2 separate regions of the Homo sapiens genome follow, and region 1 is linked to region 2. The links are chromatin contacts, found by Hi-C in ENCODE. All regions are on one chromosome and are shown on one strand. The core of a region is the stretch at or near the end of the contact, and the rest is flanking DNA. Distances in the headings are between cores, read along the strand shown.

Region 1 (3,258 bases), core at 196-2,695, 190 kb before region 2:
TCTATACCAGCAGGGCAAAGGTGAAATAATCCAGGGATTGTCCCCAACTCTCTTCTGACATGACGGATGGTTGGCCCAGTACCTGATGGTAACAGGAGCTACGACAAGCAGGAGTACTACAAGATGAAGGGAGATTTGGGACGATGTTTGATCTTTGAAGGTCACCCTTCCTGCGTACGAGGCAGAAGTCAAGCTGACGTCTCTAAGCTCCTCTCCTGGTTTTGAGCAAGCATGTTCCAGGAAGCTGATTTGTTATTTTGGCAAGTGACTGTTTATCATGATGCATTTCGGGGGAGTTGGGGGTCAGGTTTCCTGTTGCAGGGAGTTCTGATAGTTCCTGATATTTACATACATAGGTCTTCAACTATTGATGAAAAATGTAATGTGGGAAGGTGAATTTCAACCCTATGTGGTTGAAACTCAACAAAAAGAATATATAGAGATAAAAAGCTGGGGAGAATGTAGTCTGTATATTACGAGGATTCTTTGAATCCATGCATAGAAATTTGTTGTCTCCATTTTTCTTCCACACAGAACACTTAAAATTCAAAAGTCAGGAGAGGCAACTTTGATGCTGAGAGATGAGCTCTCCATGACATCTCCCTGAAATAGTTCGGATTTATCCTGCAGCCGCAAATCAGAGTCATGCATTACTTCTTTCTGAAAAACAAATTTAAAACCACCCGTCATTCCTCATCATTTGTACAAAAATCCTTATGAAAATGATTAAAGAAGGTAATGGAAGCACAACTCCCGCGTTGGTAAGGACAGAGCAAAGACCTTCCATAAAAGCTAGTTCCCTTCTCCTCCTTTTGAAAACCAAACCAAACAAAAATATCTGGCTGAAACGACAGTGAAACAGCAGAAAATTATTTACCTTCAAAATTGCAGACAAAATAACCCCCCACACACAGTTCAAAGAAATGAACTTGTAAATATTGTGACTTATTAAAACAACAAGGCTATAATTCACTTCACCTCCAGAAAAAAATCAAAACAGCACTTGCTTAACCTCCACAAGAACCCTGAGAAGTTGGCAATGCAAAGGACAGCTCTTTCTGCAGGAGCAGCAGGGAGAGGGAGACTTCGCCTCATGCATGTTTACACAAGGCTTAAAATAGATTTTGAGTGCCTAACGCTGCTCAGCGCCTTAGTGTAACTCCAATGCCAGCCTTCCCAGCAGCCAGTGGACTCCGACCTTGATCCCTGCACCGGTGCCAGGCAAGCCCCAGGAGCATGTGCTACGGAGCCAGTCCACAGAGCTCCCTCCTCAGGGACCCGACACCAGAACTGGACCTTCATCTGGCTGTCCCCAGTCACTCCCAGCGCCTTCTCAGGCATTTTCACTTTCTGGGCAGAAGGAGAGGTGGGCTGTCTCTTCAGTCTCAATACCCAGCTGTCCCAGCCAGGCATGGAAAGTGAAAGCTTGCTGCTGAGAACCACCCCGACTTACAGGAAGGAGCCCTGAGGTTTCTGTGACCCCAGGCCCTTGACTGGAAAGTGGCTACTGAGGCTGAGTGTCTCCTAGCCCTGCCCTGGTGTGTGCCTCCCTGGGGCAGAGGGCACATCTCAGTCATGCCCCTCTCCTCGGGAGGGGGAAGGCCCCACATGGCCCAGAGGTACTGGGGGACCAGCTCAAGCTCCTTTTGCCACAACACTTTTCACCAGAAAACTCTAAGCCTGCAGGGGCTGCCCCTCAGCCAGCTCCTGTGCACAGGTCAGGAAATCAGAGCCGCTGTCAGGCAGGGCAGGCCTCAAGTCCGTGAGCATTTGCCAGGTCAGAGCCTTCTCAGAGCTGTGGCCTGCTACACCCTACCTGCTAAACCTGCATGGAACCCTGGGCTGATCCCCCTAGGTCCATTTAAAACCTGGAGCTCTACTACCAGTTCTAGCCCAGGCAGCGCCTGCCAGCCATCGCAGAACAGCTCAGCACAGCCTGGCAAGGCCAGCAAGCCACTGGGCAAACCGGTTATCTCAGCAGGGCCCAGCAACAAAACTTTCTGCCAACTCAGGTGAAAGAGAGTGAGTACATGTCTGTAATGTCTCTGTGTATGTGTGTGTACATACAACACACACATACAGACATATATATACATATATATTGAGGTATATCTGCACATATATATGAAAGTATATATTTAACAGTAAATGTCCCACAAGTACAGGAAGCTGCATAAAGCAAACATGAAGTTTAATGAAGTCCTATAAGGCAAAAATGCTTGTAACCCCCAGCACCCACTCTAGAGCCTTCCCACCCCCCTACAGAACCCCACTCCCAAATCTCTCCTCCCTCCTGGGGCACAGCTGGGCTGAGTCTTATGGCCATTAGTTCTCTAGTTTTCTTTGTCATTTTATTACCCAAGTGAGATTCATCCTCCATGGAGCATAGTGTTGCCTTTTATCTTTGGCTATGCCTGATAAGTCAGCAAGTGCCCACGCCTGAGGTAGACATGGATATACATATATGCATGTGTGCATATGCATGAGTATGAAAGCAGATGCTGTAACATGCTTAGAACAGAATCCACACTCCTCTCCCGTTCAGGCTAGTGCCCTGCTATTTGGAACGCCATTTATTGGATAAACAACAGACAAGTATAAATTAATACCATACTTTAAAAAAAAAAACTGCATGTGGTGCCTCAAGCCTGAGCCATTAGAACAATTCCCCGAGTATGAGTGTGAAGCTACTCCCAGAGCCAGGAGGCCTCCATGTGTATCTCCACCACTCCCTCTGCAGCCCCATGGGTGGTGAGCCTGGGGACCCCAGTGAAACCATCTCCAGCTCCTACCAGATTTCCAGCTTCTTGAGGAAGGAGGCCGGCAGGGCTCAGTACATTGGCCACAGAACGCAGCCGGAGAAGGAATCCAGGGTGGTCTAGGCCAACCCGTACCCCCTTGATGGGGTCGATTGCCAAATGTCTGTGAATTTCGGGACCAGTTGTTACACACAGCCATTATTAAAAATTAAAATGAATAGATTTGCAATAAAATAAATTATATTAAAATTCAAGATAATAACCCCCACATTGTGTTATTATCAGTGTTCTCTAGGCTGCGTGTCTGTTTATCTGTCTGGTGATATATGTACGTCATCGTACTTAAGGTAGTGGCTCTGCACACCCTTTCCAACTCTGTTTTTGGTGACATGGCATTAGCTTTCCATTGGCTGTCATGGGAGGATTTATACCACAGACAATGACAAATATTACAAACCAGGTGTCCCATACATAAACACAATATACATCCATCCATATG
Region 2 (3,637 bases), core at 316-2,815:
TGTCACTGGCAACAGAACAGAGAAGTGAGAGGAAAGAAAGGCCGGGGAATTTCCAGCTGTGTCGCTCAGCTCGGCTGCCAGACTCATCACCAGGGACTGGGTGGCTTCGACGGCAGGCAGTCACTTCTCACAGTGCAGGAGGCCGGGGGGCCAGGGTGGGTACCAGCAGATCTGGTGTGTGGTGGGGAGTGGCTTCCTAGCTTGGAGACGGCCATCTCCTCCCAATGCCCCTCTGTACCTGTCTATGACCAAATCTCCCCTTCTTACAGGCAGTCCAGCCAGATTGGCTTACAGCCCACTCTAACAGTCTTGTTTTAACTCAGTTACCTCTGCTAAGACCCTATGTCCAAATAGGGTCACATCCTGAGGTGCTGGAGGTTAGGACTTCAGCAGATCCTTTCTGAGAGGGCACTGTTCGGCCTGTACCACTGGGATGGATGAGGAGTGAGAGCAGCTTTTAGCACTCTCATATGAACGCATAAATAGAGCGCCTCCTAATGTGGCAGGTGCCCCTCTAGGGAGGAGATTTACGAGCTCAGCTTGGCTTGTTTTCTAGAGCCACCTCTCTGAGGGCAGAACCTGCAGCTCACACAGGCCTGGGATCTCCATGGACACGAAGGTGCCCAAGACTGTGACCTCCCTGAGAAGAAACAGGCCCTGCCACTTACCCTGTTGGCATTCTGACATCACAAGACAGCTGACCATTTTATTGAGCACTTAATACACAGTACCTGCTGCAGTGGCTTTACATAGATGCCTGTGTAATCCTTGCAGCAACACTGGACAGAGGGATGAGATTTGATGCCCGTTCTGCCAGCAGGGAGACAGGCACAGTAGGATCCTCTGGCTAATGAGGGACAGGGCCAGGCTGCAAGCCCAGAGGCAGTACAGCTTAGAGACCCTGCCCTTAGCAGCCACACGGTGCTGCCCATGGGGCCTGAGAATGTGCATTTCTAACAATGCTGATATTCCTGATCCAGGGACCCCAGTTAGAACCAGTTGTAACCCCCCATTAAAGTCTCCTTTCTCCATTCTCTCACGTTCAGGACGTTGTTCTTAAATGTCACAACAAGGAAAGCAGGGAAAGCGGACTTTAGGTAAGTCAGCCTCTCTCCAACGCAGTGCTCCCAGGCCATGTCTCCTGGTGGCCGGATGGATGGCTTCCGTGGACACAGGAGCACTCATAGTGAATAATGGCCCCGGCAGAGCAGCGGCTTCCTGAGACTGATGATCTCATCAGCCCAGACATGAAGGGCTGCCCCAGCTTTCCAGGAACTGCTCTTTTCTGCTCACATAAAAATAGCCATTTCTCATAAACTATTTAGTGGGGCTCGGATCACATCAGGAACCATTAGTGAAATGGGAGCTTTGTTGTTGGTTAGAGGAAGTAGATGGAAGGGAAGAATCAAAGCCAAAGTCACATTTCCCTCATTATATTTCAGGGAAAGGAGACATATTAGCTCTTGATCAGCCAGTGTGAACTAAGAGCCCAGCTGGGAGCAGAGAGGATGAGCTGAGTGCAGGGCTGTCTTCTGCCCCTAGCTGGCTGGCACCAGGCTGCAGGCGGGGACTGGAGTGCACAGTACTCCATTCCCCATCACCCCATCAGGCTGAGACCAGCCTGTTCTCTGCCTTCCCTCTGAAATTCTACATTGCAAGCAGGTGATTCTCTGCTCAGTTTAGTCTGGCTGTGGTATCGCCAGAACACCAGTGAGTTTCCCATTTCTACATCCTGTCCTACACGGTGTTCTAAAAGCACTCTGAAAAAAAAAAAAAAAAAAAAAAAAAAAAAGCCTGATCCTCAGCATCGGATTTGCAAGGGGAGCTCCCTAGAAGCTCTAGGACTTACAGCATTGTGTGCTTGCAAATTTGGAAGGTTTTTTAGAAATTAAATGTGGACACATAAATTGCATCAACAGGCTGTGTGTGTGTGCATGCACACACCTCTTACGTGGCTTCTTTTGAAAGGGTTTTCAAGCATTCTTTCCAAATGTTAATGCTGCTATGTCCACTACGCCCAGGCCCCAGCATTCAGGTTTAAAAAATGGATTTCCACTGTTTTATTTGCTTATTTAGACAGGCTTTTTTGTTTCACACTCACACTATGCATGAGCGCCTCTTAAATATAAAAATTTAGTCCACCTCAATCTTTCCCTTTTTTTTTTTCAGGCCCCCAGGAAACAATGTTGCTGAGATCATCCAGGACTCAAATCAGGTAAGGGGTAAAAGGACTCTCAACTCTCCATCTAAAATACATCTAAACTTCATTAGGTGATAATATTTGAGGCTTCTTCCAAGAACTTCAAGCTAATCTTAGGTGTCATCAGAGAATGTGGACATCTTTGCTGAGATGTGAAATGTATGCAAGCCCTTAAACCCACAGTGGTTCCTGCCACATGGTACCACGCTGTTCACTAAGTCTGCGGCAGCCTCCCCTGTAAAGCTGGTGCCTGCTATCAGGTGCTGTGGCAGTTCAAGGAGAGGACCAGCCCTTGTGCACCATCACATCCTGATGCATTAACGCAGGTGGTAGTTCTGCCTTTTGATCTCAAGTCCAAGCAGGAAGGAGGCGTGAGGGCCATGCCTCTCAATGGCGGAGAATACTGAGTGTATTCTTTAGGGTCCACCAGAGAAACAGAACCAGTGGGTGTGTAAACACAGGGAAAGAAGAGCTGGGTCACATGAGTAGGAAGGCTGACACTTCCCCAGATCTGCTGTTTTCAAGGTGGAAATCCCTTCAAACTTCCAGACTGAAGTCTGGCAAGCTTGAGACTCAAGAAATTGATGTTCAGTTTGAGTCCGAAGACAGGGGAAGATCCACGTCTCAGATCATGCAGTCAGGTGGATATTCCCTCTTACTCAGCCATTTTGCTCTCTTTAGGATCTCTGTGAGCTGGATGAGGTCTCGTCCTTGGGGAGGCCCCCTGCTTTACTAAGTCCACCAATTCAAATGCCAGTGTCATCCAGAAACACCCTACGCACATGCCCAGAATAATGTTTGGCTAAATATCTGGGTACCCTGTGGCCCAGCCAAGTTGAAACACGAAATTAACCATCATACAAGGTATGTGAGAGGTCACGGGATGCCCCCAGATGCAATGCCCTGGGCAGGGCTGGGGGGTTCACTGGGCGTCTGAGTGGCAGCAGGATCTACAGGTGGTATACACTCTGCTAAGGGAGCAGCTTCACCTGTCAAAGCTCCTGGCCCCAGGCAGTTCCCAGGAGCTGCAGCCATACCGCCATGGTCACCTTACCCCGGCACAGCCACGTGCATTCAAACTTTCCAGACCATTCCCTCAAGACTGCCCTGGAGCTTGTGTGACCAGGTACTGCTCTGAGCTGTGTTTCCACCTGATGTAGCTGTGGTTCAAGGCAGTGTTGGCTCGTGGGGCTCAGCCACACCTTGGAGGTCAGAGGTCAGCTCCACCAGCCACCTGGCCACCTGCCATCCACATGCCAGGGTAGTTGTACCCCCGTAACCCACACGCTCAGCAGCCACTTCTCCAAATGTGCCAGTCTTAATGGAACACAAAACACTGATGGCCTGGATTGGGCTTGGGAGACTTCTCTGTGACTCTGCATAAATGTATTCCAGCCTCTTACAAGATTTGGAAGGCTTGAGGTTCAAAACATTTTC

Evidence for each region. Hi-C counts contacts between places; a loop is a spot of excess contacts on that map. Pooled maps may share reads with other maps.
Region 1: a loop to region 2 is called in a pooled map, with 5 times the contacts of the local background. The contact joins two enhancer-like sites. A Hi-C loop is called at or near these places in 2 of 37 single-sample maps with no recorded cell type and 6 of 50 pooled maps.

The regions. Positions count from the first base shown.
Region 1 is chr9:89,998,043-90,001,300 of GRCh38, reverse strand. No RefSeq gene overlaps it. Among named protein-coding and RNA genes, the nearest start is that of MIR4290, 24 kb to the left of the region's middle. RefSeq lists enhancers at 1,347-1,436, 1,487-1,536, 1,547-1,616, 1,657-1,826. Within about 2 kb of position 1,445, at least 31 of the 41 ENCODE cell types and tissues checked have a DNase peak (open chromatin) inside an H3K27ac peak, as active enhancers do.
Region 2 is chr9:89,812,498-89,816,134 of GRCh38, reverse strand. No RefSeq gene overlaps it. Among named protein-coding and RNA genes, the nearest start is that of LINC03062, 170 kb to the right of the region's middle. RefSeq lists enhancers at 1-23, 74-183. Within about 2 kb of position 1,565, at least 3 of the 41 ENCODE cell types and tissues checked have a DNase peak (open chromatin) inside an H3K27ac peak, as active enhancers do.